Regions from separate parts of the Homo sapiens genome. Here region 2 is linked to region 1. Evidence: read pairs that join two places in POLR2A ChIA-PET (ENCODE). Cell type or tissue: CD4-positive, alpha-beta T cell. All regions are shown on one strand. Links, peaks and the distances in the headings refer to the core of each region. The heading gives the core; the rest is flanking DNA.

What was found. Peaks named below come from ENCODE experiments on the same cell type or tissue, not always from the same donor. Only the 100,000 strongest peaks of a DNase experiment are listed, where the experiment ranks them.
Region 2: POLR2A ChIA-PET joins it to region 1 with 5 read pairs; 3 of 35 experiments call an interaction of 5 or more read pairs at or near these places.

Annotation. Positions count from the first base shown.
Region 1 is chr2:157,304,595-157,320,579 of GRCh38, reverse strand. It overlaps GALNT5 (polypeptide N-acetylgalactosaminyltransferase 5), which reads right to left. Exons shown (of 10, transcript NM_014568.3): 8 at 14,751-14,831; 9 at 11,852-12,013; 10 at 2,089-9,372. The coding sequence ends at 9,232. It overlaps ERMN (ermin), which reads left to right. Exons shown (of 3, transcript NM_020711.3): 3 at 1-1,949. Among named protein-coding and RNA genes, the nearest start is that of ERMN, 13 kb to the left of the region's middle. In CD4-positive, alpha-beta T cell, for the core only: no CTCF peak of the experiment used is centred there; no DNase peak of the experiment used is centred there.
Region 2 is chr2:157,422,834-157,438,818 of GRCh38, reverse strand. It overlaps CYTIP (cytohesin 1 interacting protein), which reads left to right. Exons shown (of 8, transcript NM_004288.5): 2 at 4,072-4,121; 3 at 4,395-4,449; 4 at 7,857-7,959; 5 at 8,167-8,260; 6 at 11,399-11,468. Among named protein-coding and RNA genes, the nearest start is that of CYTIP, 13 kb to the left of the region's middle. In CD4-positive, alpha-beta T cell, for the core only: no CTCF peak of the experiment used is centred there; no DNase peak of the experiment used is centred there; H3K27ac peaks cover 2,643 bases.

The sequences.
Region 1 (15,985 bases), core at 11,292-15,291:
TGACACTGGGAGGGGCTAGAAGATTGGTGGGCAGCAGACTAAAGAGTTATGTTGGATAGTTTTATTTCTGTGGCTGAAAATAAAATCTTGTCTAGCACAGTTAAAGTCATTAAAAATAAAAATGACAGCTTTAGCACAATTTTAAGAAAATGCCCCTCTCTATTACCACATTTTCTCTTATTAACAGTATCTCAGAATAATTTTCTTTCCTTAGAAACCTGAGAGAATGCTAGTCATAACTGTACTAGTTACTATGAAAATGGAAATAATTATCTTAGAATATTTTCAAAGTAGAGCGTGAGCATGTATTTTTAGTGGGAGAGCTCTGATAGTTGTTGGGAATATATAATTTACTGGACCTCAGCCCAAATCAAGATGCTTAAAATTGTACTTGTGGAGCTTCACTCAAACCAATGTGTCAAATAACGTATTGAATATTTATGAAAAGAGAGACTATATTTATATTCTTAGATAGTTTGTTCCACAATTTTTCATTTCATGCTTCCATATATATTACCCTGAACTTTCTATCACCACAGATAAAGATTTTGTTTTGCCCTGCAAATAAAAAGACAATTCCTTATTGTCTGAATGTAATACAGTCTTCATTGTACTATTCAACCCTTTGTTTCTTTCTTTTTCATTTTGTGAAAAACTCCATGTTAGTCCTCTTAGATGACTGCTTATTTATGTGTAACATAAATCCCACATATTCTAATGACAACTTCTTTAATCCTTCCGGGTCATATATTATATTTCCATAGTATCACATACTATTATTTAGTTGTTTACAAGACTCCAATTTGAATTCAGGATTACAGTGCTCCTTTCATTCTTTCAAACAGATAACATAAAAGTTCTGTTACCCTCATTCTATACAACCTATGGATTTCATGTGTTACAATATCAGTTTCCAGAATAAAGTGAGGGAAATCAGGTCTTTATTGATAAAGTTAGGGAGAAGATTGATGCAATAGGACAATTTCCAATTTAATTTAGATCCTCTAATCTTTCTACATGGACAAGCTGTTTTCTTTTCTAGGTTACTGATAACCCCTACAATTTTCGACTTAACTTCAAAACACAGTATTGTGTTATCTATCACATAACAGGACCATGTTTTTAACCTACCATCAAGAGCCTGTATTTTGAGTTATTCCAACAGAGATGATGGATTCCTGTAGAACTAGAGGTGGGTGACCTATGGTTATGTGGCACGGCAAAGCAAGTACCTCTTAAGGGACTCTAATATATGCTAACGCTGGTCCTCTTAGCTCTGTGCTCTCACCAGACAATGAATGAACTATGAAAGATTTAGTCAACAGAAACTATTTTAGGGTATGTTTAGTTGGTAAATGCTTCATGTTCATGGATGACACAATGTTTTTGCAAAAAAACCCTGAAACTATTCTTTGGCATTGGTGTCCATGGCCCTATACCGCCATCTTACACGAAAGCCACAGAGTTGAAAGCCACAGAGTTGAAAGCCACAGAGTTAAGTGACCTCAGGTAACATAATGGTGATGGTTGGCCATTTGAGTCTTTGTAACCTAGGAAAGACAAAGGTCTGATTCAGATTGCATGGGGGATTTTTAACATATTTGAAACTCAGGGGGAACATGATTAAGAACACAAACTGGTAGCTACACATGAAGGTTTACTTGAGCTTTTGTGATTCAAAGTTCAGGGGTGGTAAGGACTCTGGTACCAGGGAAGAGGGAGAATTAATTTATTGTGCAAATGCTGGTATTTCTTACATGATTTTTTGTTTTCCTCTGTTGCTAGATAAATAGAAACTAATAATAGCTCTATTTCTCTGCCAATATAAAATCTACCTTTCATATAATGCTACATTGAAGGCACAGAATTTGCTACCATCTCTCTCTCCCCCTACCTACCAAACTATCCACAATTTAAATAAAGAACTGCTGTGTCTGACTTACTCTCAATAAAAGTTTGTGTCTTTATTTCTGGTCTCTAGACTTTATTTTGTTTAGCTGCCTTTTAAACTTTAGAAAGAATCCTTGTATATCAGCAGCTACTATGATAATTAATGAATACCTCTTCAGAAATCAAGAGAACACTTTATTTTAGTTCATTTGCATTATTTATTTCAAAAAGGTCTTAAAATGATTGTATATAAAATTGTAAAAAGGATTTCTGGTAGGTAGATATGTAATATACATGAAAAATTTTTATCATTTTTTAAGGAACTGAGATCATGTTTAAGATGCATCTTAACACGAACAACTTGAAGAAATCTCTGTAATCATCAGAGTAATACATTTAAACTATGCTGACATTTTCATAGCAATCGTTTCTGCATATTTACATGGGATCATACTTTTGGCATATTTTCAAATGGAGAACGGACATTTAAGTTTTTCAATGTGATAGGGAAAACATTTAAAATAAGTAATAATAGAGAATTATGGAGAAGGATAAAGCACCAGAGTATAATAAAGAAGAAATATGTTTGACAGTATGAGAAAGGCAACCACTTCTCTTAAAACTTGAACTTTCATCACTCTAAAAAACAATAGGATTGTAAAATGCAATGTCAAAAACTATATTTACCAATATTAAAGTATCAGACAGAAACATACCACAATGAATATGGGTTTCTGATAACCCCTACAATATTCTACTTAACTTCAAAACTCAGTATTGTTTAAAGACAATGAAAATGTGTATATAGTTCATGAAGAACATGAGATAACTGAGCCAGGCAATCAATACAAACACAATGACATGGGTAGTAGTAAGCAGCTGAACTCACTCAGAACATGGCAAACTACAAAATCAAATGATGATCTCTAGTAGCTAACTGCCAGCACAGGAGAATTTTGGAAATGAATTTAGAAAGTAATTTGGATGTTTACCTAGAATTTAAAGTTACATACTTGATTCCTTCTTTATAATAACTTCAGTCGATCAGATGCAAAAGAAAAAGTACTTAAAAATGTTTAATTCCAACATCCTTTATACTCCACAGTTTTAGTTTTATTCTCCCCTTAGCAAATGTTTTCAGGCAATCTTTAACACAATTCACTTACTTAATCTTTGGCTTCTCTTGTTTTTAAGCTAATATGTATAAAACTAGCAAATTTGGGGTAGTTGTTTGAAGCAGAAGACATGTGTGTAATCTTCAACTAAATAACAAGCACCCTGATAATTAAGAACTTGATTACTCCTTCAAGTTTGGAAAATGGTATCCAGAGTGTAAGTTCACTTGAGATACTTTTGTGCAGAAGGCCAGATGCAGACAAAGCTATACACCTGAAAGAGTTAAAAATATCTAAAAACATTTTATTTTCTTTATGTTGTGAATAGAAACTCTTGATATTTCTTTCTTCCAGATCAAAGCATCAAAAAAAAAAATATATATATATATATATATATATACACACACATACAGTATATTTACAAAAATTGCTATGTTTTTGAGTGGTCACTTAAAAATCTATTCATGCTATGAAAAATTTTAATTTAACATCTAATATAAAGGGTTTATTATATAGATGCTTATGACCAATATCCTTAAACTGGTAAATATCTGTCAATCAATAATAAAACAGAAAGCTCTTGTTTTTGAAAAAAATATTTATTACTTATTTGATGGTGACTCATTATTAGAAACAGCATATTAGAAGTTGCTGTATTTGCTGGAAAATGAGAATTTTCCCTTGTGTTTTGTATGTGTTTTTACAAAGCAAAGATTCACATAAACTTGCAAAGCGACTCTAATTGAAATGATAACTATTGTTCCATTAGGTTGAAAACAGAGGCATTAAATCTGTTTAGTGTGATGTTATTTTTTTCTTTCTTTGAGATACAGACACCACCAACACCTGGAATACTATCCATTAAGCTTCATTAGGGATATATAATACTTTATATGGCTTATTCAAAACTGTCAAAAAATAAATATTTTGTACAATATCTCTGGTTAATTTTTTTTTCTAATTGTAAGGCATTTTGTCTTGTAGCAACTATTGAGTAACCCATGCAAAAGTTGTTGCAAAAGCACAGTAGTGACAACCTACACAATGAGTAGGAATAAAAAGTCATGGTTTGTGTTTTAAAGGACTCCAACTTTTTAACTTTTTATTTCTGTTCAAGATGAGCAATCTGCTAGCTTTGATTAAAGGTTGGAGGGATCAAGGGTTGGTAATATTAATACAGGAGTCATTAAAAATTTATTTTAGGCCATTAGAAAGGGTAAAATAGTTCTCGGTGGATTTTTCCTTTAATAAAAAGCAGCCCCCAAGCCACTTATTTTCTAACAAAAAGCAGCCTGAAAAGTCAAGTTGCAAGTATAGATATGCAAGCTAGAGGCTCCCATATGTAAAGCTAGCAGCTGTACCTGGAAGCCAGGCACATTCAATATGGTGATTCCTGCTCCCTTTTCCTTGTCACCAGGTGTGTGGGTGACATGGCACTGGTGAAGTGAAGCCACGTGTGCAAATGTCATGGTGACAGCCAGGTAGAAGATGCATTTGCATAATAAAAGGTTAGGGTGGGAGGGCCAGTCTTTTCACCGGCTATGTAAGTAGTATACCTGGTTAAACCAATCCCCGGGCCCTATGTATATCAATCACCGCCTCCTCAAGCCTCTGTATGAAATCAATCAAATCTTGCCCCAAACCCAGAAAACCCTCTCTTGAGCAACTGTCTTTCTCAACATGAGGAAGCTTTCTCACTCTCTTCTTTATCTATTAAACTTTCCACTCCTAAACCCACTCCTCATGTGTGTCTGTGTCCTGAATTCTTTCTTGGCATCAGACAATGAACCATGGGTATTTCCCCAGAAAATGGAGCTTTTTCAATATTATTCACAGAGAAAGAATCCTCCACATGTCCACTTCTTTCTTTCACATTTGGTCCAGGAGATGAAAAAGAATAGGTTCTGCATGAAGTCAAAGAGATAGATCACAGCAAAACATGTGGGGGTAGCCATGTTTATACCTACACATCAATTGGTTACCACAGAGAGAGAGAGACCATGCTTCTTTTTTCTGTTTATACAACATCCAAAAGAGGCCAAAGGGGTTTAATTCAATCTCATCTCAATACTGTGGCATCAGTAATCTGAGACCAAGAAACTTTTAAATGCACCCACCTGAGATGACAGCCCTTTGTAAAGAAGAAAATTAATTATATAGCAGCATGGTATAGTGAGAGAAATTTTTTTTGAGCCAGATAAAATGGAAACTGGGTTTTATCTCTTACTTGTGGGATGACCTTGGGCAATTTACCAAATTCCTCATCTGTATGTGGGAGTTATCCTTCTTGTTCATATAACAGGGAGAATGAGAGTCATTTGATGAGTTGTACCCATCAGTGAGATGGGACACATATAGCACCTACACAAATAGTACCTACACACACTCAATGATAATTAGTTCCTTTCTTTTTTCCCATCACCCAATGTCATTTTTTTGTTTTAATCCAAGATTTTGGGGCTTTCTTCTGAGGTAAAAATTATTATTATTATTTTTTGAGATAGAGTCTTGCTCTGTTGTCTAGGCTGGAGTGCAGTGGCGCAATTTCAGCTCACTGCAACCTCCACCTCCCGGGTACAAGCAATTCTCCTGCTTCAGCCTCCCAGGTAGCTGGGATTACAGGCGCCCACCACCATGCCCAGCTAATTTTTGTATTTTTAGTAGAGACGGGGTTTCACCATGTTGCCCAGGCTGGTCTTGAACTCCTGACCTCATGATCCACCCACCTTGGCCTCCTAAAGTGCTAGGATTACAGGTGTGAGCCACTGCGCCTGGTTGGTAAATTTTTTTTCTTGTATTCTGAATATAGGAATTCAATCAGAGATGTTAAAACAAAGAAAGATGGTACTCTCTGGCATGTTTCAATCTTATTCTATTGCATGAGTGCCTGCTAGAAATAATTACAAGCCATTCATGAAATCAAGGTTGGTTGGGAATATTGGACTCCTATATACTGTAAATGGTATCTTTGCCCCTCTGCAGTCCCAAACTAATACTAGAAGTAAGGTGTTTTAATATCTAAAAGAATGTTTCCAAATTAGTGTGGCGAAGCTAATAATACATTGTGATCATGGCACATGGTGGTTTGCTGTGAATGACAGCTGAGGGGATGTCAACAAGCAGTATTAAGCAAATTTGATGCTGGTGATAGAACAAGATTGTACCAACAACAACTGTGTCAGCTTACAAGAGAGTAGGGCAGAAGCGCTGGGTAACTGTTGAAAAGGAGAAAGAAATTGTGCAAACTGAAAAGTCTCAGAAGCACTTAGATGGCTTGGTAAGTTGGTTAGTGCTGTCAAATATTATCAAGACCACCCTTGTATTCAAGGTAACAAGATGCATAGACTTTTTTTTTTTTTTTTTAAAGTAAAGGCAATGACCTAAGCTAATCCAGGGAAAAATCTGTAGCTCCTGTAACACAGCCTCCTATTGAAGAATTCAGTGCTGATTAGGACCTGTCTCATCCAAAGGTTTATCACTAGAATTACCAGAAGACCGAGTAGCATGTATACCTTTATTCTAATCTCCTGAAAAAATTTAGAAGGCTATGCTTAAGAAAATGTTGGTAGTAGATGTAATAATAAATCAATACACTCAAGTTTAGGCCCATATAGATTCCCAACTAGTGATCAGTTCCTTGCTTCTTAGAGTAACTGAGCAAATATATGATGAAAAGCAATGTATAAAATTCTATCCAAGAACAAATTTGTGATGTTCAAAAACAATCCTTTGTTATATTGACAATATAGATTTAAATATAGCTTTATATAATAAGTTTGTCAGGGTAAAGTCAGAAAGGATGTGAACTGAGAGGACTGCAGAAGTTTCTGTTAAGGAAAAAAATCCAACTTCCTTTAGTTGATATACCCAAAGATAAGTGTATTCAAAATGCAATTCATTTTTTTTCAGAACAGAGTTGACTTCTTTGTGGAAACTATTTTCGGATAAAAAGAGAGCCTATATACCCGGGGGAAAAAAACCTCTCAACATTTTTTAGTTACATGAAGAATTACATGAGGCACCTAGCATGTTCAGTTTGTCAGTAACTCAATTAGTCTTTTGACAACTGACTTGCGTCCCCCCATCCCCCTTGCCCCATATGGCTCTGTTTTGAAAAGAATTAGAGTCATGCATCATTTAATAACACAAATACATTCTGAGAAATGTGTCATTAGGCAATTTCATCATTGTGTGAATATCAGAGTGTACTTACACAAACCTAGATGGTGTAGGTAGCCTACTACACACCTAGGCTATATGGAATCCCTGTTGCTCCTAGGTTACAAACTTGTGCATGTTACTGTATTGAACACTGTAGGCTATTGTAACATCATGGTGAGTATTTGTGTGTCTAAACATAGAAAAGCACACTAAAGATACCATATTATTAATATAATCTTTTGGGACCAATGTCAAATATGTGGTTCATTGTTGACTAAAACATCATTATGTGTCATATAACTGTATCTCATTTCCTAGTCATTCTCTTACTCATCTGCAGTTTTCAATTATATGAAGAAAACATCTTAAATATGTTACAAATGTGCAGAAATAGTTCTTTTTCCCATTCTTAGTTATAGTTTTGCTTTTACGTAACTCATTGGGAGTCAAAATTAAATGTTAAACTAGGAGTCAGAATGAAAGATACCTAGTTTCACAATCATCTCAACTGAACAAAAGTTTAAATTTAAAAAAAGAAAAAACATATTAACAAGAATATAGTATGGTTGTCCTCCAGGGACCCAATCCCAGCAAAGAATTGTGTATCTCTTTCTAAGGAATTCTGTGAAGCAGATTTGTTCGGGCCAGTGACCTGAGGCATTAGAATGAGCCCTGTCTCTGGAAACCTGAATTCTAATCTTGATTCTTTGACTAACTTGCCTGGGTTTTAAGATTTTTAGGTAATTTATCCTCTCAGCATCAGTTTTCTTACCAAAATGAATGCAAAGGCTATCCTGATTTCTAAGGTGTCTTCTGGTATGCCAAAGTATTGGTATGCTTAAGATTAGAGGCTTTATTTGGATGAAATCAGTATTTAACTTTTCCCAAATTTGTCAGTGTTCTCACTGGGTTCACACTGAGGGCTTTACTCTTTTTTCCTTCATAGAGATACTAGATCCCCTTCTTTCTTTGGCCAAGTCCAGCGGAATTTTTTCTTAACTCTCTTCCTAAGACTTGTTTACCTCATTCCTTTCCCCTTTCATGATGTTTCCTTCACTTCATTTTCCCTTTGAAATATTTTAGAACCCATTTTTCGCATATTTCATCCCTGTGAATGCTACTATATCTAAAGTAGTATTTTATTATTTTTATATAAAAGAAACTTTCAGCAGCTCTATTTCTGCTTTACTCATTTCAACTCCTCTTACTTGGCCCTGCACTAGAGTGCATTCAATGCTTAAATGCATTTTTGATTACTACAGTGTGTTATAATCCAGCCTTTTTTCATTGCCTTAAAAAAAATCCACATGAATCTAGGAAGTTATTGGTATCATAAATCTTTAAAACTGTAGTTTTAAAAGCACAAAATGAACTGAAATAGTGTTCATACCTAGAATTAAATAAGCATTTGAAGGCCTCTTCTTCCTCACTTAAATTTTTTTCCACTGATTCAGATTGGGAAAAACCATTATGTAATTTAGATCAAAATGCTGCCATCAAGCAGGGTTACCAGCAGTAGATCAATACTATTTCAAACTGTTAGGTAAGCATGCATGTAGTCTGGAGGGATTTCACAAACGTGACAGCTGTGGGCATCTGAGGTCTTCTAGCCATAAGAACTCAAGAAATTTTTGTTTGATGAAAAAATCCCCAAATAAAGGACTAAGTTAAGTTCTCATTGATCATTCCTACTTGTGGGCCAGAAGAGCTGATTATTACCAAACATAGTCATTGGGAATATCCTCATGCTTTCTCAAGTCCTTCTGTCTTCATTTCCAGTTACCTGTTAGCTTTCACAGGGAAATTTGCATGATGAGGTCTAGCATAGGGTGGAAAGCAGGCAATTCAAAGGCCACCCAGTTCCGAAGAAGGACTTCAGTCCAATGTTGGACTGTTTTCCTGAGTCATCTTTTGGTATTCCAAATATTGTGATTTATAAAAAATCTTCCATTCAAATGTTATTAAAATTGAAAATTTAAACTACCGCTGAGAAATATAGTTTCCAAGTTCAGTGTTATTTTCACAGTATTTAATGGGTTTACTATATAAAAACATCAGTTACACTTCAGGCTTCATAATATTTTTCAAATTTCCACTTTTGATATGGCTTCACTGGGTCACAGGCAGCTACTTTCAGGATCTTTTGAGAAAAATTTCCTTCCAAGCATAATAATTGCTGATTGTTTTCAAAAACAATGTGATTCACCTGGAGAGAAAGAAGAGCTGGGAATGAGCCACAGGCTGAATTTGATAACTGCAATATGAAGAAATGAAAATCAATTAAAAAAATGGACAGGCAGTTATATTTTTGATTTTTAAGAATTCTTCTGAACTAAATTATTAACATAAACACAGACTTTGAAAAGTATTAAATTTGTCTCTGTCTCAGACTAAGTAATCATCCTCCACCAAGCTATAAGACTTTTAAGTCCTCAGGAGGCAAAAGAAAAATTTCTTGATGATATGGCTGAGAACTATACTCTTTAAAGAGAAAACATTACAGATGACATTTATTGGATTTGATAGATGATAACTACTTCATTGATGGTAAAGAAAGAATACATACCGTAACAAAAAGTTAATTAATTTTTAAAGTAGGTGTCTTTGTGAGTTTGGATTACAAAATTCTGGAAGTGATGTATTTTATTTATGAGCTCCTTACCATAATCTCTGACAATTCATAATAACTGATGTCCAAAATCCAGATTAGGAAAAAGTCAACAGCATTAAAGAAAGTTATATTATTGCTTAATATTTAGTGAATATCCTAGAAATGGTAGATAAATTAGATAGACCTTACTAATGGCTTATATATTTTTTCATCTATAAATTTTCTTAATTACGTATGACTATGACAAAGACAATCTTAATTACACATGTTGTTTTTAAACTTTAAAAAGTTATCAAACAGGGGTGACTTTCATAATAATTTATTTTAAAGATTGCTGCTACAAAAGTATTGTCACCCTTGCAGGATTTTGGAAATACGATGCTTGAGTATTGTCAAGGATTTGTAAGGAAGTCTCATTTTATACTTCTCTTGTTGTTTAAGACTTACATATAATGGGAGACCTAGTAGCAATAGCATGAAAACTACTGAAAAACTGAAAAAAGAAGAAAGCTGATCACCAAGCTATTCATCTCCAGGACATTTGGTAACATCAAAAGGGAAACCCAAGACAGAAGGCAGCTGTGTAAAATGTTCCAAAGTCATAGGTACAAACAAGGTAGGGAAAAGGCTTTCTAATTTTTGCTATCTTAACTAAATTACCTCCTTTACCAAATCAGCTTACCGCTTAAGAGAAACTGCTATGCTTGAACTCTTTCCCAAGATTCAATTCTGGAGATGAAGAATGTGTTTTAGTTCTCGTTCTTATTCATATTCTCTCTCTCTCACTCTCTCTCTCTCTCCTTACCACATCCCCCCCTTTCTCCTTCCCTCCCTCCTGACTTTGGCACAGGGAGAAGGTAAGATGTAAGTTATTCACTACACTGCATGTTTATGGATTTCCTAACACTATGCAAAATAAAATTAGTGGCATATATGCTAATAATTCCTAATCTTTCTGAATAACTCAATAATAACCATTATTACTAAAGAGAAAAAACTGTTCAGAAAGAATTGAAATACAACAGAGAAGATCTAATGGGAGAAATGTTGGAGAATACATTACTCAGGCCCCAGTTTTGGCTCTGAGCAGGAAGAAAAATGTTGAGAAAAGAATAGTCATTGTGTTGTTAAAAGGAACGGAGGCACCTAAAGGAAGCAAAGGTGCTTACTTTGGGGATAGCCCAGGACAAACTGAGAGTCTCCAAATACCCAAATATTTACTGTAGACAGTAGATTTGGTGGCTACCTGCTGGAGAGATTGTAGAAAATTTAAGAAGGCAATTCTGAGACTATTCTCGCCAATCCCAAGCTCCTACACCAAGGCTTATGACTCCGTATTCTGTTAAAATGTAATTGGGACAAATGGAGAGGACTTTGAGAATGAATACAGTAGACCAGGAATGTTCTGGTAAATGGAACAACTGGACCTTCAGAAAAGTATCCCTGATCCAGTAACATCTTCCAATTTCTGTGGTATAAATACTCCCAATATGGCCAGTTTCCAGCTACCAATGTGGTATGATTAAATGCAAAGCTGGCAAGGGTGTGCACAAGTGGCTCCAGCGAGCTGGTGAGAGTTGGCTCCAGCAGACCCTTAGAAGCCCCGGTTTCTGGGTACCACAGGGGATGGGAAGAGTCTCTTATGGAAAGGGGGCAGAATGAGGAACCAGATTCACTCTAAAGTGCAGGACTTGTAGGAGACATGCTGCTTCCTGTGTTGCCCATATCCTCTCCTTATAAGCATTACTGATGACCAGTGGGGACCAGTTCTAGCCTTTAAGCCTGACTTTCGGTGTTGTTGATTGACTGAAGCAAATGATAGCAATGCAACTAGAAGAACTTGGTGATTTCTATTTAAAATAACTCATTTGAAATAAATTTTGAAAAATAAAAAAAAAAGGACTTGTCAACTTTCGAAAGATATCCATGCATCTCTGTGAATGAACTTTTACATAATCCCATGGTCACAAACACACAAAACTTCTGACTGAGGAAGGTGACAATGAGAATTTTATGTCCTATTTGATCAAAAGTCAAATTTGTGGTAAAGAAGAGGTACCAATCTTTTGCTTACCAGTTCTGGATGAAAGACTGATGTTGATTTATGCAGCCATTTTAGCCCTTTGTTTCTGTTATCACAAGGGTGCAGCCTTACGGCTCCTTTATCAGGGATGGGGGCTATACACCATTCTCCACATTTAATAAGTCTTAACCAGGTGTAATTAAATTGTTGAAGCTGTGGGGGAAATGAATAAAGAGGTCACTTCAGGCAGCAAACACAGGCAGGGGCTTTGTCAAACATTTTTGTTAGCAACAGTTAAGAATATAGGAACTATGATCTGACATTTTATATTCAAGTCCTGGTATTATCATTTGTAATTCTGATAGTATGGGCATATTATTTACCCTGTCTAATCTTATTTTTCTAATTATTTTTAAGTTGGATAGCGATTGTATCTATCTCAGAGGGTTGGGGTAATGACTGTCAAGTGTTTAGCACACAATAAGCCTTCAATAAATGTTAGTTACAATAATAAAAATTATTCAGTGCAATTAATTCTGTCTGCATATGGATGTCATTTCAGTGTTCTGAATCCCGACAAGCCTGGTGCTTAAAGAATTGGAATGTTCAGTCTACCACATGATTAAGGTTCTAAGCCACGGGTGGCTACAGGGAGATACCAGTCATAGCCCTAAATTTCTTGGGTGGAGATTTTATGCTTCCTTGTATAAAACCATCATAAAGGCTTTGTCCGATTGTAGGAAAGGTGGAAGTCCTTCTTTGCTACTAGCATGAGGAATCATCAGGTTGCTACCAGGTTGGCATCCCCCAGTTCATAGAAACTGCTCTTGGAGAAATTGCCAGTGTCTAAAATAAGTACCAATTCAGGTAATGAAACCATGTTTTTAATTCTGAAACATTTTTCTTCAGTTGTTTACAACCTACTATTGTCTACCCGGTCAATTTACTCTAATGCTCTGGGTCTGTGGGAAATTTATCGTTTTGTACTAATATAAACATATTTGAAAAAAATAGGCTTCTGGTAAAATCTATCTAAATGCCTTTACCTAATGAATCATTTGTATTGTAAGTGAAGTTTAACTTTGATTATCAGGTTAGATCAAAGTCATTGTGTTGGACCTTGCCATTGGAAGGGTGGTCCTTGGACCAACATCCGCATCAGCTGGGAGCTACTTAGAAGTGCGGAGTCTCAGCCACATCACCGACCTACTGATTCAGAATCTGCAGTGTAACAAACTCCCCAGGTGATTCACGTGAACATTAACATGTAGGAAGCATGGAAGTATGGCATAATATAAGGAAGTTATGTGCTACTAAGAGAAGCTAGATATTACCTTGAAAAAATACGTTTCAACTGCTTTAAAGGTTAATAACTAAGGAAACTTTTTAGGTAAGGTAAGGGATAGAGCTTGATGATTCAATCTAAGGGTCTTATTCTTTCTGAGCCTTTTTGGATGAATGTTGTAGTCACTGGCTTGGTATTAAGCCTCATTAATTCTGCTGAAAATGAGTTAACTTCCTCCACATTTCTTTACTTTTTATTACCCAAGCAAACCACAAGAGGCAGAAGCTAAAAATGAGCAACAAAGACTAAAAGGGAGCTGGGGCTTTGTGGAAGTCGAAGCCTGCATAATTTATACTTTTGCCTCTCAGCATCCAATTGAGAAAGACTCAATGGTCATCAAGAATAGAATTTGGGTTTTCAGATAAAATGCTGGTTACTCTGGCACAAAAACTCCCTGCTATGATGATTCCTAAAAAAAAAAAAATGCATTATTTAATACTTTCCTTTCATATAATGTGAAATAATTGTGGTTTTGTTTTTACAATTTATGACTTTATTTCCTCTTTGTTAGTAAGTGAAATTTATTTCTTTTAATGAGTTTTAACACTTCTTCACTTCCCTTTGACTCCTTTCTTTCCTAATTAAAAAAGAGTGGCCTTGGCTTCAGGTTTACAATTCACAGCTAAATATAGCAACAGAGATACCTTTTCTTCTAGTAGTAGCTCTGAGTTAAGAGGTAGAGATGGGATGCACCAAAAAATATAAACAGTATCTTGAAGTCAAAGCAAAGATGTAAGACTTAACAAGCCTAGATTACCATTGCAAAATAATCTCTGTACCAAAGAACAATCTGCAATTTTGGGAACTGATTTCTATTCATGAATCCATTTTCCTCTGAGTCCTATTTGCCACTCAAACCAATAACTGTTTCCACAAACACAGAACTGTTAAGGAATGTATGTTAGAGAGGGAAGTGTAATCACTCAGAGCTCACCTCCAGCACTGTGGAAGGAGTCTCTATTCCCTGCTTCCTGGCCCGACTCCCTCTACTAACCATTGCGCTCTGAGTTTGGGGAGTTTTCCTATAGGAGTTTCTACCATGGATCATGGATTTGGTTATTTCCATTACTCCCTTAAAATGCGGGAAAATGAGGGGAAAGAAGAATGGAATCAGACAATAAGACTGCTTCCTTAGAATGATTATTTAGAAATATGTTGTCTCTTTAGTATCTTTATCTATGTTATGCATTTTTTACATTTTTATCTTTATTATTATTACAGCAAACATTTACAGAGCAGTAAGCATTAGGTATTGTTCTACATGCTTCATATGTATTACCTAACTCCAGCCTCACACCAGTTCTAAAAGTAGGCATGATTATCACTACCATTTACCCAAAGGTTAAGGAATCTGCAGACGTTAACACGCTTTTGCAAATGATGGTGCCAGGACTGGATTCATTCTGGACCCAGTGAGTTGACTGCAGGACCCACACCTTTATTCCCTTAGTCACTGTCTTTGTGTTTAGTGGTGGACTCTCTTTTTACAAAGAAATTTAGAAAATTATTTTTCTGTTGGGCAAAGATGAATTTCTCAGTTGAGCAATGAATGTGTCATACCCTGCACCTATCAGCTACCATGAGATAGAAAACAGTTTAGCATACCTCTTTGCTCCCATCGCAGTCTTCCAGAATGACTGTAGTGTTTTCAATGGAAATGCATTTACCCAAAGCCACATTAATAAGCTAAAAAGCAAAATACGAAACAGGAATTACAAAATATTTTAAAGTAAAACAAGACATTCAGACACATTTAGAAAATACAGAATATAAAACTATAATAAGGTTAAAAGTTAATAGCTTAGCATTACTTAGCACTATCCAGTTTTATTGGTTGCTATCTCTAACAGAGACATAATGTAATCTTGTAATAGTACAGCTTCAATCTGTTAATTTTGGCCTGTGATCAGCCATAGAGCCAACACACAGAAGCTTTTAATTAACCCTTGCCTGGAATGCTAAATAACAAATGAGCAAAGGTGGCAAGAAAAGTAATTATTTTCTTGTCTTAAGTTTATCTAATGCATATACTAAAAGTCAATGCACCTATAAGAGTTATGAGCTATGTTCCCTGACTGACCCCTTCAAGCCTTTTGACTGCTTAAGCACTGAATCATAGATAAATTGAGTCCTTCAAAGAACAGCAGATTCCAGCTGATTCCCTGTCAGAATCTTCTTAATGACCCAAGCAAGCTACAATTCATTATAGGAAAGTCACGAAAGCTAATACAGAGCCAAGCATAAAGGCACTTTCTGGCAGGCCCCCAGGTTTTTAATGGATTTACAGGGTCAAATATGGAGGTAGCTTTCTTTAAGTCACCATTTAATGCAGAAAAATGTTGATTTCCTTTCCCCCTTTGACATCCTGGGCAGGGCTAACAAGATGATGGGTTAACAGTGCAACTTAGGGTTTTCAGATTTCTCGAACAGCTGTGCAGAGCCGAATCTATAGGACATGTCCTGGGAAAGCCTCCTGAGCTGGGAGGAGCTGAAGTCTTTGTTGCCAGGGACACTATTTGTGTCCTTCCTGTTCTATGATGCCTAACAAAGAGCTCTAACTCAGGGTGCTGCACTGATGCAGACTGGATGCTCACAGAATTGCCAGACTTCATAAAAGGGGGCTCAGTACATTGGTCCTCAATTTTACATGCTTAGCTTAGTGAACAAGAAAGTAAGGGACATCTTCAGGGATCAGAATATGCGGAAAAAATTAAAGGCTACAGGGAAACTTGCAAAGGTTGGCAAGAAAGACTTGTTCCCTCATATGGATGGAAGAAAAACAGAGGTATGTGTAAACCAAAAATCTGGAATTCAGGTCTTCCACATAACAGCGGAAAAAC
Region 2 (15,985 bases), core at 8,014-12,013, 120 kb before region 1:
CACTTAGCAGCTATGTACTAAGGCACTACTATCTTTGTTTTCTGTTAGTACTTTTTCTGCATTTCTTGTTTCGGATTGAATTTTTTTTTTTGTTCTTGTCTGTTTTCTTTCATTTAAAATTTTTTGGTTTTTAAAATTTGTACTTATTCAGTTGATATATAATCATACATACTCATGGTATACATAGTGATGTTTTGATACGTGGAATGTACAGTGATCAGATCAGAGTAATTAGCATATCCATCACCTCCCTCACACAATGATCATTTCTTCATTTTGGGACTGTTGAATATCCTCCTTCTAACTATTTGAAACTAGTACATGATATACTATTGTTAACTATAGTTAGCCTACAGTATAGAGCACTAGAACTTATTCTTCCTATCTAGCTGTAATTTTTTATCCTTTAACAAGTGTGTCCCTATCCATTTCTTCCCCCAACCCTTCCCAGCCTCTAGTATCCTCTGTTCTACTTTTTACTTCTATGAGATCAACTTTTTTTAGCTTCCACATATGAGTGAGAACATGTGGTGTTTAACTTTCTATTCCTGGCTTATCTCACTTAACATAATGTCTTCCAGTTCAATCCATGTTGCTGTGAATGACAGGATTTCATTCTTTTTTATGGCTGAATTGTATTCCATGGTGTATATATACCACATTTTCTTTATCCATTCATCTGTTGTTGGACACCTAGGCTGATGCCATCTCTTGGCTATTGTGAATAGTGCTGTAATAAACATGGGAGTGCAGATGTCTCTTCGATATAATGATTTCCTTTCCTTTGGATGAATTCCCAGTAGTGGGATTGCGGGATCATATGGTAGTTCTATTTGTAGTTGTTTGAGGGACCTCCATACTGTTCTCCATAGTGGCTGTACTAATTTACATTCCCACTAACAGTGTATGAAAGTTCCCTTTTCTCCTTATCCTCACCAGCATTTATTATTTATTGTCATTTTGATCATAGCTATCCTAACTGGTGTGAGATGATACCTCATTGTGGTTTTAATTTCCATTACCCCAATGATGAGTGATATTGAGCATTTTTTCATATATTTGTTAGCCATTTGTATGTCTTCTTTTTCTTCCTTTCTTTTTTTTTTTTCTTTTTTTTTTTGAGATGGAGTCTCACTCTGTCGCCAGGCTGGAGTGCAATGGCATGATCTCAGCTCACTGCAACCTCCGCCGCCCGGGTTGAAGCGATTCTTCCAACTCAGCTTCCCTAGTATCTGGGATTACAGGCACCTGCCATCATGCCTGGCTAATTTTTGTATTTTTGTAGAGACGGGGTTTTACCATGTTGGCCAGGCTGATCTTGAACTCCTGAGCTCAGTTGATCCACCCTCCTTGGCCTCCCAAAGTGCTGGGATTACAGGTGTGAGCCACCATGCCCAGTCTTGTATAGCTTCCTTTGAGGAACGTCTGTTCAGATCATTTGCCCATTTTTAAATTTTTTTTTTTCTGTTGAGGTATTTTAGTTCATTATATATTCTGGATATATAAATGAGTAGTTTGCAAATATTTCCTTCCATTCCACAGGTAGTCTTTTCACTCTGTTAATTGTTTGCTGTGCAGAATCTTTTTAGTTTAATATAACCCCATTAGTTTATTTTTGCTTTTGTTGCCTGTTTTTTGAAGGTCTTATTCATAAAATTTTTTCCCAATCCAATATGCTAAAGCCTTTCCCCTATGTTTTATTCCAGTAGTTTTATTGTCTCAGGTTTTACATGAAGGTTTTGATCCATTTACTTATTTTCAGTTGATTTCTGTATAGAGTGAGAGGTATGGTCTAGTTTCTTTCTTCTGCATATGGATATACAGTTGTCTGTTTTCTTTCATTTTTAAATCTTGCTACATATTTAAGATTTTTAAATTTTACTTTATGTATTTTAGTGATTATCCTTGAGTTTTTCCTATGATATTGAATTTAATAAAGGACAATGTTGAAGACTATCTTTACATATTTCTCCTGAACGTGAATATTTAATGTGGCTCTTCAACCATCTCAGTTGCTTCCATTTTCGTTTAGTAGTTTATTTATTTTTATCTATTTCTCCATTTTTAAGTTTCCATTCTATTCCAGGCCCTGTGTTGGGCATTGGGGCAGAAAGTAAAACAAATAACATTCCCCAAGAGGTCCAAATCACACAGATGATTATGTACAGATGTGAAGTATTTGATCCAGTATGCATTTCATATAAATATATACATATATGTATACATATATATATAGCTCTCTCTATATGGATATATGAATAATATGATGAATACTGATAGCAAGAGTAATACCTTAAAAATATAAGCCCTTATTTATAGAGGTATAAGAAACTTTTATAAAAAGAATAAAAAAGCCCTAGTTATCATTACGTAATTTGGCTTAAGGGCGGAAAACAAGCAGCTGAAGATAATAAAAATAGATTAAGAAAATATGAGTACAATATAAGGGAGAGACTGAGAATGCTTGGAAATATCAAGTTTGTGGCTCTCTTCTGCAAGGAAGCCCACTAACATAGATGAATAGTCCCTATCCTTGGTAACGGTACATACGAGGTACAAAATCAGGTTACAACAAACCATACCAATCCTTGTAGGCATTCCACAGTTAGTGCTTATAAATTGAAAAGAGATACTTTTTAGCAAGACTAGAGAATCTTTTTGGGTCTGAGCAATTTATTTCAGTCTCCATTGCGATATAAGTGAGTTGAAGCCCAGAACTAACAAAAGAGGAAAATATAATTAATTTACAGCAAATTGGTAAGAAGAGACCACCTCTCCATTACGTTAAGTTTATGGACTGGTGGCTGAATTCTTAACACTGGTCCATTCCAGGAAATTTGTGAAAATGCTGGCATTTGGTACCTGGTAATTCAAAATTCCTACAGTGATGTAGGCTTCACTCCTAATGAATGTCTTAATAAGCATTTCATTTGTGTAACTTGTCACATAAGCATTAATATCTCCTACATATTTTCCCCCTTCTAGTTTTCATCCTTTACTTATTTTATTTTGCTTTGTCTGGACTGACTATGCATTGATCTCTTGATATTTTATGTGTTCATTTATATATGACAACCATTTCAGGTTGACAATTAAAAACCATGGGTTAGCTAGTAGCTTATGTTTTGGGCCCTTGAAGCAACATTTGAGAATAGGGCTAATAAACATTTCCTGAACAAAGAAACAAACCGACCAAAAAAACACAAAAACCTGCTGCAATTTTCCTAAAAAATAAGTTGTCACCTTTTGTTGATGCTGCTTCTGTTTACAGTGGTAGAATGTGTCCTGAAAGCTTATGTTTATATGATCTTTTCCAAAAGTGCAGAGGAATGAAGGTGATATTATTTATACCATTGATACTATTCTGAGGTTTCTTTCCTTTCTTGGCTGGAAATTTCACGTTAGTCTTCCAAAACTATTACAAAAATAAATCATAAGCAGAAATGAGGTTTTGAGTTCCTGGTTTTACCTGAATTGTGTGTGTGAGTTGGTTGTTTAGAGATTATTTTATCCTACTAAAAACAGTAACGTATTGAATTATTATAGTAAACACTGTCATTTCATCATCATCTCCAAAAACTATAAAGTATTTGGGTTTCATATGCCATTCTAAGTATGCTATTTTTCTTTGGATTTCAGTGTGATTACAAATTGCTATGGTTAATCTTTCAGAGGCTGTTTTAAATACAGACCAGAGAGGAAGTTCTCTTTGGAAGCTTTGGAGTTTTGCCACATTATTTTAACTCTTTTGCCACATTGTATTACTATCTAAACCTCTTTCAATCTTTTAACTGGAATGCCTAGAATCCTGTCTCCCTACTCTCCTCTGCTATCACTAGAGAATGTAGAGAATGGAAATGGCTGCCTTTATGCAACAATTTCCCAGGAGCTGGGCCAAAGAAGGTGGTAAAGAACAGGTTGTGTGTGTGTGTGTGTGTGTGTGTGTGTGTGTGTGTGTGTGTGTGTGTGAGAGAGAGAGAGAGAGAGAGAGAGAGAGAGAGAGAGATTTAGAACATTTTACAGTGTATCTTGAAGACCCTGGGATAACTATATGTCTTTTGTGTTTTTCAGCTTGCTTTGACCAGATCAAGTTCTTTAAGTGACTTTTCCTGGTCTCAAAGGTAAAGAGATTGAATTATTTTTTGTCTCTCCCAAAATATTTAGGAACATAGCTCTCCAGACTGTTTTTTCCTCTCTCTTCCTCTCTCTCTCTCTCTCTCTCTACGCACACACACAGACGCACACACACAGACACACACACAGAATCTTACATACTACAATTTACATAAATGTCAGTTATTTTTAATTGTGACAGTTATTTTTAATGATAGATCTGTGCCAAATGTGATACTTTAATTTTCATGCAGTTTCTTTTTTAAACATTTTTATTACAGAAAGCTTGTTACTGTGGAGAAGCAGGATAATGAAACATTTGGATTTGAAATTCAGGTGGGCAATTTTCACATTTTCTAGACTTCCAAGGAAGAAAGTGGCACCGGTAGTGTCATGTTATGTGCAAAGAAAAAATGAAGTTAGGATTAGAGAATGATGGAGCCTATGACTTTTATTCAGTGTGTGGCTGTTTGGGGGTAGTTTTTCAGTGTGTTGAGTACTATTAAGGAAAGAAAACATTGAAGATGATAACAAAACCTCTGCGATATGCTCAGCAGTTTGTGCTTAGTTGCTTCAGTCTTCCCTTAAGTCCCAGACTGATCAGCTAGGTTGGTATCAGCTAGGTCTTAGATAAGAGAGTGAAATACATTTTACAGATGTGTACTTGATATATTTGCATGTGTTTTGTATAATCATATTGTTATACTGTGTATCAGATTTTAAGTATTTACTTTGGCATTCAAGAGACACTCGAAAGACTATACATCTGTGTATATAGAATGCATATATTCATGGATAGCTCCTGGTATGTTTTGCAACTAGAGTTCATATTGTACATAATGAGCAATTTGTAGCTTTTTTTCCTAATGACAATGCTTTATAATTGTTATTTGAAACACTTGAGAACATTTGGCTCTACTTGCAGATTGCCTCATGCTGTAGGAAATTTTTAAGTCTTTATAAGTTTCAGCATAATTGCCTAAGAATTTCATTGCTTATTAGCTGTCTGCTTTTTCATGAGCACATTTGTAAAATGGGTGAGGTAGGTCAAATGAAGTCTAACCCAATTAAGTGCAACAGTAGTAGCTTAAGCATTTCTGTTTTTTTTTTCCATAGTACGTTTGCATGTCTTTTGGATGTGTTTTGCATAATCATATTCTTACACTCTATATCAGATTTTAGATCTTAGCTTTACTGCTGCTTTCAGAAAACTCTGGTGTGATATCAGCCCCACAATTGGAAAGTCAGTGTTTATTTTAAGATTAGGAACAGGAAACTGCTAAGAAAAACATGTTTTATGAGTAAAGAAACAAAATGGAACTTTAGCTGCAATGAAGACAGAGAAGGCACTTTGAAAAGAGGATCACTTCTACTTTCCTAACTCCTGTACTTTTAAATTTGGAGGAATCTGTAATTCACCACAGTAACTGGTGAAATCTATAGGTTTTAGAAGCATAGTGCTCCCTCTTACTCCCCGGTCATATGAACTACTCCCTATTCTGTTGTAGAGACACTGCTTTTTGTCACTGCTTCTTTTTAAAGGAAAATTATCCTCAAGGATGTGCAGCAGTGGCTACTGAAAACTGGATAAACGACTACTCACCTTTCTTTATTTTTCTTATACTGCCATAATAATGTCACTACTTTCTTAAGTTTTTCTCCCATACCATAAACACTTATTCTCCGTGGAGCAAGAGTCAAAACTATGTCAGGCCACAACACCACTGAACTTTTGTAGATCAACATGAACTAATGGCACCTCTAAATGGCAGCATGTAGGTGTTATCTCAGTGATGCAGGAACCCACACTCCTGTAAATTCCCTCTGGTATATGCTCTCCATTGTCAAATACACACCATAATCTATTCCCTAGTACTCATCAGATTTGCAGCAGTTAACAAATAGGAGACATGCTTCTGGGAACTTTTTGAAAATCAGATAGAACCTCATGTACCCATATTGTGCATGCAGTGTGAGTACATGTTTGGGATGTGGCCTACTAGAGGAATGACACTTTGGAAGAGACCAGATCCATGGTTCTCCATGGGAGCTAGTTTTATGCTGCTTATCAGAATCGTGCAGCCCAATAGGAATGCAGACTTTGGACTCATGCACACCTGAATTCATATCCTCCTAATGCCTTATGGGGTCCTTAGGAGTTTTAAATGAAATAATACATGCAATGTACCTAGTGATGTGCCTTACCAATAGAAGATCCACAAATGACAGGTGTTAGAATGAATGTCACTGGGCATGAGAAAGGACAATGAGATCTTTGTGTCTCTAAGAAATGCAGGTGATCATTGTGTCACTGATCCCTTAATGGGAGCTAGAAGACTGGGTAAGAGAAAAAAGCATCCAATTAATACTTTCTGTAGCTTTGGGGTTTCTGTTTTTTTCTATTTCTAACTACCATATTTTACACCCAATGTGAACATATATGGAGGTGCCAGCTACATAAATCAACATGTTTCTACTGCACTGTACTTACTTTGATCTCTGGGAATGGAGGGTAGAGTCTCACTGCTAATGAGAATTGTTAGAACAGTGGTTTCCCAAAGGAGTGTCAGTTGTATATTTTATTCATGTACCACATGAACTAGATCAGTCTTTCATCTCCAGAAGGGTCTAGGCTATACTGAGAAGACCCCTGGCAGGAAAGCTGTCAATGAAGTTTCTGACATAGATGGGAACATAGTGCATGATCTTTTAAAGTCCCTTCTACCTTTAAGATATGGGGATTCTAAGTGCCTTATAGATTAGATAGAAGTCCTTTAGAGGTGAACAGACCCAAGTTTCTAGAAGTTGCTTGCATGTGGCTGACTTGTGATGCCTCAGGGATTATTGAATAAGAAAGAATGAACATCAGACATCAATTTTTTCACAAGGAAGTACTACTTTAATGTAGCTTAATTTTAGGAATCAGATGTTTAAAAGACGTACTCTACTCAGAACACTGATTTTGCTTCTAAGTGGAACTAGACTTCATAATTTAAATGTGTGAAAAAAAGAAAATTATATTTGTTATAGGTCATTGGGACACTATATCTAGCAAACATTTATTCAGTGTTTTGGTATAATTAAAAATAAAAAAACCCACCACCACCAAACTACTTGTGCCTAATTGAGGCAAGAGTTGAAGCTTAACTTTTTCTAATTTAGTTGGGTGACTAATGAACCGGTGAGGATTCAGGACAGGCATACCAGAGGGTGCTCAGAAATGAAGGTAATTGAGTCAATTATAGTACTTTTGAATAAATGCAGGGCAGATTGTCATTATGTGCAGAACTCTGATTTAAAATAATCATTGTTGGCATGTCTCCTTGCTGCATGTGTACAATTTCATACTCCTATAATGAGTGTTTTAGCTTGGGAGAACCACTTAGGGATTTTTCTCATTGCACTTGGCCATCGTTGTTTTATCCCATTGGGAAATGAGAAACTCAATTTTTAAAAATAAATCGTGATAGCATCAGGTGATATCTTGGGCTTGAAAATATAAAATCTTGAGCCACTCTCATTTCACTTTCTTTCTCATGACAGATGTCTTTATGAATGGAGTTGGCTACAGATTGTCTGGTAGAATTGCAAAATTGATACCTTGATTTAGTTTATAGTGGAAATCCTTTGTCCTTTGAACTTACCTATTATACTGCTTAATGATAATTGACATCATTTTAAATTTTGGCAAATAGATGTTGAGGTTGTTAAATAGTAACTATATATCATCTTAATTTTTACAGTCTTACAGGCCCCAGAATCAGAATGCCTGCTCCTCGGAAATGTTCACTTTGATATGCAAAATACAGGAGGACAGCCCAGCTCACTGTGCTGGCCTGCAAGCTGGTAACTTAAATTTTTGCTCATGTTAGGAATCATTTAAATGGAAAGAAAATAAAATGTTTTGAGAGTGAAGGTCAGGATGTATTTGTTGCTTTGAGTTTTCTTGGCTCCTTTATGTTTTTAAGACTTGGAGCTGCTTGTTTCATTTGCATGTCAGGAGGGATTATTTAACTAACCAACATAACACTCATTTTTCTTGGCATCTCCCAGGTGATGTCCTTGCAAATATCAATGGTGTGAGCACAGAAGGTTTTACCTACAAACAAGTCGTTGACCTGATCAGATCGTCCGGAAACCTGCTAACGTAACTATCTGTCTAGTTCCCGTGGGGCTTCAAAATGTTATGTTTTCTCATAAAGCCTGATGAGTGAATAAATAGGCCTTTTGTTCAGCATTACAAGACGGAGTGAGGCAGTGCACCGGAGCTTTAGAGTGGGGTACAAACATTATCAGTTCCTTTTGTTTCTCAAGATTCCTCACACTTGAACATACTGTCAACATCTGAAGTCAGAGGACATCAATAGCCCAAACGTCTGTGTGGGAAGGATGGCCTTTACAAATGTATTTTTTTAATGTCAAATTCAATTAAACTGGCACACATTCTCTTTAAACTGGGAAGAACTGATCCAATTTTCATGGTTGATATAATCCTGTAGCTAAAACAAATCAAAGGTCAGAAGGGCTGAGTTTTTCCTCTTATGTGACAAGCCACCTGTTTTTCTCTTCTAGTGTTCCATTTGGAAGGAAGAATAGTCTGTTCAACCCTCCCCACCCTGAAACACACATACTCACACCACATGTTCCAAATGTTCCAAACTTCTTTTTTTTTTTTTTTTTTTTGAGACGGAGTCTCGCTCTGTCGCCCTGGATGGAGTGCAGTGGCGCGATCTTGGCTCACTGCAAGCTCTGCCTCCCAGGTTCACGCCATTCTCCTGCCTCAGCCTCCCTAGTAGCTGGGACTACAGGCGCCCACCACCATGCCCGGCTAATTTTTTGTATTTTTAGTAGAGACGGGGTTTCATCGTGTTAGCCAGGATGGTCTCAATCTCCTGACCTCATGATCCACCCGCCTCCGCCTCCCAAAGTGCTGGGATTACAGGCATGAGCCACCGCCCCTGGCCCCAAACTTCTTAATAGAACACTGGCTTTCCCAATTAGAGGTTTGACTGATTTTTCTACCATAACAATACTAGCACCTAATAAAATCTTATTAGGATAGTTAAATGATGAAATTCGCTCATTCATTAAAATCATATTTATTGAGCAAATACTATGTTTCCAGCTCTGTGATAGGCTCAGGAGAGACGAAGATAAAGACTCTCTTAGTACGTTAATAGTTATGGAAGGAAATGGCTCAGAAAAGCCTGAAATTTAAGTAATGTGTATATTTCAGTTATTGATAACTACTATGAGAAAAGTGCAAAACAGCAATGGCCTGTCATGCTAGGTAAGAAGGCTGCTAGTTTGGCTTAGATGTGTAAAGTGGTCTTTTCTAGGGAGGCGATATTTGAGTTGAGATCTAAATGAAGAGAAGGATGGTCAAATGAACTCCTCGTAAGAGCACTTCAGGCAAAGAGAGAGGTCTCTGAGTGCTCACAATGGGCTTGGCATGTACAAGGGAAAGAGAAAAAGACAGTATAATTGGTATTTGATGGATTAGAGAGGGTATAATAAGAAATGAAGCCAGAGAGTTGGCCTGGGGGCAGACCATGGATCTCTTTGGACATGCCAACAAGTTTGGGTTTTATTCTGATTGAGGTGGGTCATATATTGTGTCATTTATTCTTCACAGCCACCCATGAGGTTAATTTTATTCCTATTTATAGATGAAGTGCCTGAAGCTTAGAGGGGGCTTAGTTAAGGTCACATAACTGGTAAGTGATAGGGCTGGGGTTTGACCACCTGCTCTGGATGCCAGGATCTGTCCTTTTCAGCTACAGCTGCTCCTTGGAAGCTGCCAGTAGAAAATCTGCTGGATGCTTTTCAGTGATTCTGGTGTAAAACTTCAAAGGATGCTTTGGGTGTTTGTGAGAGCAGATTTGAAAGATGGTGGTGGTAACAAATTGGGTCCAACTCTATAGGTCCTGTGAGTTCAGGGTAAAGGATGAGGTGCTTTTGCTCTAGAGAACCCTGGATCCAAAGGAGAGGAACCGTGCAGAGTCTGAGGGGAACTGCTGGTAGTTAGAGTCAGAAAGCATGTTCCACATGGGTGAAGAGGGTAGACCACAGGTAAATAGGGGTTGTAGATGGAGGTAACTGTTGGAAATCCGGGAAAATGGGAGACAGTCTGTACAAATACTGAGGAAAATGGCCAAATCAATGGTTGCAGTTTTGCCCATACACATCTATTGCTTCAGCAGGTCAAACTGACATTCAATCCCAATGAAACAGATTCATATGGATTCCCACTATTTCTCAGAGAGTCAAGATCACCTTAAGGAGAAAACAGACAGTATATAGCTTGCTACCACCTGATTATTCCTGGCATGATGCTATTAGAAGTAGAAGACTGATCTCCACATTTAATGCTTTTACCATGCCTTGAAAAATTCCTTGCATCTTTATAGAGAGGTACAGCTTAATTACAAGAAGGAACTTGAACCAACACTTTAAAAATTGGTGTGTGATTCACAAATGAAATTTTTAAATCATATTCAGATTGATGGTTTAGTAGTCAAAATAAAAGCCTTTAACTTGAACACACAGAACAAATCAAATCACTCAGAATAGAACAAGTATTTTATTTTTAGAAATGTGTGTGGTGTGGGAAGAACAGAACACTGGTAAGTTGATAATTCTAGGATTAGAGTTTGTAAACTGAATGTTTTGAGATAAAGAATCATATGAAGGTTATTATGTCATAGTAGTTGTACTTCTGTTTCTTCTAGTACCAAAATTATAAGGAGATTTACAGAGGTAAAGGCTCCTAGAATCCTATGGAGGAAAGGATTTCTCCCTCTTTCAAGAAGTAGCATGTTAATTCCATGGTTGTGAAAGCCCCTAGAGCCTATTATTTCTGTTGTTGTGCCCCTTGTGTTCAGCATGGTTTCTAGAATCTGGTACATAGTAGATGCCCAATAAATATTTACCAAATGAGTGAGGTCATTCAGCCCATCCCCACAAGAACAGATTCTAGTAGAGAGCAGCCATCATTGTCACATAGTGACTTCTATAAAATAAGCTATAGTTTACAAATTAACTAGGATCCTTTCTTTTAGCCACCTTCTCAAGGGGAGTTTTCCCCCATTTTCTTTCTCTGTTATCAGAAGATTTGGCTTTGGTCCAGCTACTCGAAGTGCCATGAGAACTGTAACATTTGTATTTCGTTTTTAGTATAGTATGTGCTCAAAGTGTAGTACTCTGTAGTATGGTACTTATTTAAACGAATCACTCATGTTACTCACTCCCCACCTTCCTCTTCTTTTTTTTTTCCTTAAAACAGGATAGAGACTCTTAATGGAACAATGATTCTGAAAAGAACGGAGCTTGAAGCAAAGCTGCAGGTTTTAAAGGTAATTTAATTTAATGCAGTGAGGCACATTTTTCATCCTTGAATGTGTGAGTGGTAAAATAAAGATCTATTTGAGGAACTGAGATAGCCCTTGAAAAAGAAATGTCGTGGTGAATCTAAACTGCTGAATTATCAAGAGCCGCACAATTACCTTTGGAGGAATATCAAATTCTGCAAACCAGTGTAAATCACTTTCTTCCTTCCTCCTTCTGTGTGTCTATGAGGCTCAGAAAGGCAACAGGAAGGCATGCCACTTGAAGAACTCTTCATTAGTGCACCTGTGATCTCTATTGATTTACATTTTGTTTGGAATTAAAACAAAAAAGGTCATTATTTTCCCAAGTGTGTTGGAGGGCCTGGGTTTTTCACTTTTTCCGTGTCCTCTTTTGGTGTCCTTCTCTTCTGCCTCATCCTTAAAACGAAAACCTTATCCGTCTAATCCTGTGACTGTCCTTGAATCTGCTTTCATTGGCAAATACACTAGCAAATTCAAAGGAGGAAGAAATTAGCGTCCAAGAGATAGTAAATAATGCAGGAGGTCCATTGAAAATTCCCTGGGATGGTTTTTTGAGGCTTTTAAAAATCTCAGTTTTCTGGGCTGATGAGGGTCTCCTAAGCCATGAAGTCCAGACCCTCACTCATGCATCTGAGTCATAGTTCTAAAGACCTCTCTGTTTGTCTCAGTGACCTCTGCATCCCAATCTCCCCCTTGCAGAGCAACCAGGTAGCCAATCTGAGCAGAGATTGTAGTTTACTTTAAGCAGGTTGCTTACTTTGGCTTTATTTAGAAATAGCTGCCATTTGTTAGTTTTCTTCATGAAATATGAGCTTATTAATTATTGAGCCCAAGAGAGTGGATTTTATTTTGTATCTTTTTCTTCCTCCACATCCAACTCATCAACAAGTCTTGCTTTCTTTGTCAACATTGGTTTGGATACTCTTGCCACTGTGCTTATCTCTGTGCTTTGTTAAATCAATTTATAGAATTCCTTGAAAAAACCTCTGCTCAAATTTTGACAGGAATTGAATTGTATTTATGAAATAAATGAGAGCAATTAAAATCTTTATGGCTTTCACTTTTCTCACTTTGAATTCAGGATCTCAATCTTTTTATTCAGATCTTTTATGGACTTAAAAAATATTTTGTAATTATCTTCCTATATTTTTACATATCATTTATTATATTCATTCTTGTTTACTTCCTCATTGTTCTTGCTATATTAATCTTTTAATTTTCAGCCACTTATTGCTAATGATTTTGTTTAAATTTAAAAAATCCAGTTTTGTTGAACTCCCTTTATTCTAATAATAATTTTTATAGATTTCCTTATATTTTCTATATAGATTTCTTATCATTTGCAGATAATAAAATTTTTTGCCCCTTTAGCTCAATTATTGAAACTAATTTATTTTTCCTCTCCTATAGCATTGGCTAGGATCATCAATATACTGTAAATAATGGTAATCTTATGGTTGACTTTAAAGAAAACATTTCTAACATTTTTGTTGCTACATTTTTATGAGGGGTAAACAGTGGTTCATATTGTACTTGAATTTAAAGTTAATTTGTTTTTGCAAAAGAAAGATAATCTTAGTGAACATCTTTTTAAAAAAGTTTAACTTTTTCACCTTTTCTTAGAAAAAAGAAATATTGAAAACAAGAATGAAAAATAGGGCTATATTCTATGGAATAAAGTACTAACTTGCACAAATCATTATTTGATGCCTTTAAGCAATTTCTATTCTTTGCATGTTTTTGCCTTAAGTTTTAATGTACATACTTACCAATGTATGAATTTTTCAGTATCTCCATCCTCTTCCAGAACATCATGAGCACCATACAATGTTTAAAATGCCCATTGAAGACCCTATATTCCTTATTATACTTACTTTAGAGGATTTGTATCAATTTTTTTAAAGTACAAAATACAGATTTTTGTTCTATAGCTGGTAGTGAAGAAATACACCAACTTGTTCGTTTTGATATGTTTGCTGTTGTTTGTTGCATTGTACTCCTTACCTCTAGGTTTACTTACTTTCTTGCTATAGTCCTTCCTTCTGTGGGGATAAGTAGATTTTTGTGTAAAAATGTTTTTATTTCACTGCTACTATTGGAAGAGAGTTTTGATAGGTAATTGAATTATTCTAAGTAGGTGTTTAGCTCCCTTAGCACTTTGAATATATTACTCCTTTAATATTTTTGTCTATGAGAGAGCTCCTAATTATTTTTGGCAGGTAATCTATATTTTCTGCTAAAGCTTTTTAACATTTTTCCTTTTTCCTTTAAGTCCTTAATTCATCCAGAATAAATTTTTATATATATTATGAGGTATGGGGAAAATTCCAATTTAATTTTTTTCCATATGAATAACCAGTTCTTCCAGTACCATTTATTTTGTAGTCCCCCTTTCCCCTTCAACTGACTTGCAGTAAAACCTCTATTTTTAAGCAAGTTCCACATATGCATGGATTTGCTTATAGGCTTTCTAATATGATCCGTGGGTCAATTTGTTTATCCCAAACTATTTATAATGAATCTTGATATCACATTGGGCACAGTTATTCTTGGTCCTTTGATCATCTATATAAATTATAAAAGCAGATTATATGTAAATAAATGTTGGTGTTTTGATTGATTTCAAATTTTATTTATCTATTTTTGGAGACAGGGTCTCACTCTATTGCCCTTGCTGGAGTGCAGCAACGTGATCATAGCTTACTATAGTCTCAAACTCTGGGCTCAAGCAGTTCTCCTATCTCAGCCTCCTGAATTCCTGGGATTACAGGCTTGAGCCACCATTCCTGGCTCTGATTGCACATTATATATATATATATCAATTTGAGGAAACAACATCATATGGTATTCTGTTTTTTTATTGATAGATGATCTTACCATTTTTTGTTGTTTTCTTTAAAGTCTTTCTAATAAAGTTATAATTTTATGCATATAGGTCTTATACATCTTCTGTTAGACTTAGTCCTCTGTACCTTATGTTTTTTGTTCTTATTATCGTTTCTTTACAAAAACTAATGCTTTGATTGACGTTAATAGACATGTGAAATAAATTTTTCTGTGCTGTGACTATATTCAAACACTTTGCTAAATTATAGAATAGTAATATCTATTCTAATAACTCTAATGAATTATCTGTAGATTATTTTGGATTTACTGTAGAGATAATAACTATCTGTTATGAATGAGTTTTGGTTCTTTTTCTTACTTTGCTTCACAGCTTAGGCGCTACCATACAACAATGAATAGAAATTATGGTTGTAGGCATCCTTGTTTTATTCTTGATTTTAAAGGAAATTCTTCCTAATTTCTTTTCCACTAGGAATGAGCTATCTTTCAGATTAAGGAGACTCCCTTCTATACGAAGTTTGCTGGTAGTGTTTATAGTGCTTGTCCATTAAACTTTATCAAATACTTTTTTTATGCATCTGTTAAGCTGGTCTTCTCATTTATTCATTTGAAAAAATTCTGTCAATATGTGAATGAAATTTAAATATATTCTAATATAAAGCTACCATTTCATTTCTATGATAAACCCAAGCTGGCTTATTCTTGAAATTTATAATTTGTAAATGTAATTACAGGTTCGATTTGCTAATATTGTATTTAGGATTTTGAAAGAGTTTCATTTTTCAGGTAGACTGGCCTGTAATTTTATTTTCTTAGATTATCTTTTTAAGTTTTGGTATCAAGTTTACTAGACTCTTAGCATGACCTGGGGACTGTTTTCCTCTTCTTATTTTCTGGCAGAATTTTAATAATACCATCTGAATCATTTTGTTTTAGGATTCTTTTTTGATGGGAATACTGTTAATGTACTGTTTCAATTACTTTATTAGTTGTGAGACTACTCAGGATTTCTGGTTTTTTTTAAAGACAGTTTTAGCGACTTATGTTTTTGTTAACAAAGTTTTTAAATTTATTAACTGAGTTGACAGTAAAATATTATTCTGATGTTTTAAATTTTTGTCAAAAATTGAGTGTGCCCCCATTTTTTTCTTGCAGTTTGTACCACTTTTTATGCTTCTTTTTTTTTCTTGATAACTCTTTCTCTACGGGATTTTCTATTTTTGGATCTTCTAGAAAACCAGTATTTGTGGCCATCTTTAATCCTTTTTCTGGTTGCTTTAAGATATTCTTTTGTCCTTATTGATCTACGGTTTTACTACAATGCAATTAGTTCTGGATTCATTTCTAAATTTATACCGTGTAGATCTTATAGTGCTCTTTCTGTTTAAAGACTTTCTTTAGCTTTGGAAAACTATCAACTCAATCTTTTTGGAATATACCTTCTACACCACTCTTGTATTATCTTCTGGAATTCATGTTAGGCATAGTTTCTTGATTTATCTTTCATGCTTCCTAATGACTATTTCATAGGTCTTTATTTATATTTTTGTGTTATATTCTTTCTGAATTCTTTAGTAACATCTCCAGAAATGTTCTTGCTAGCTGTTCTGTACAGAATGTGTTATTTCTATTGAGTTATAAAAATTACTTTCTTA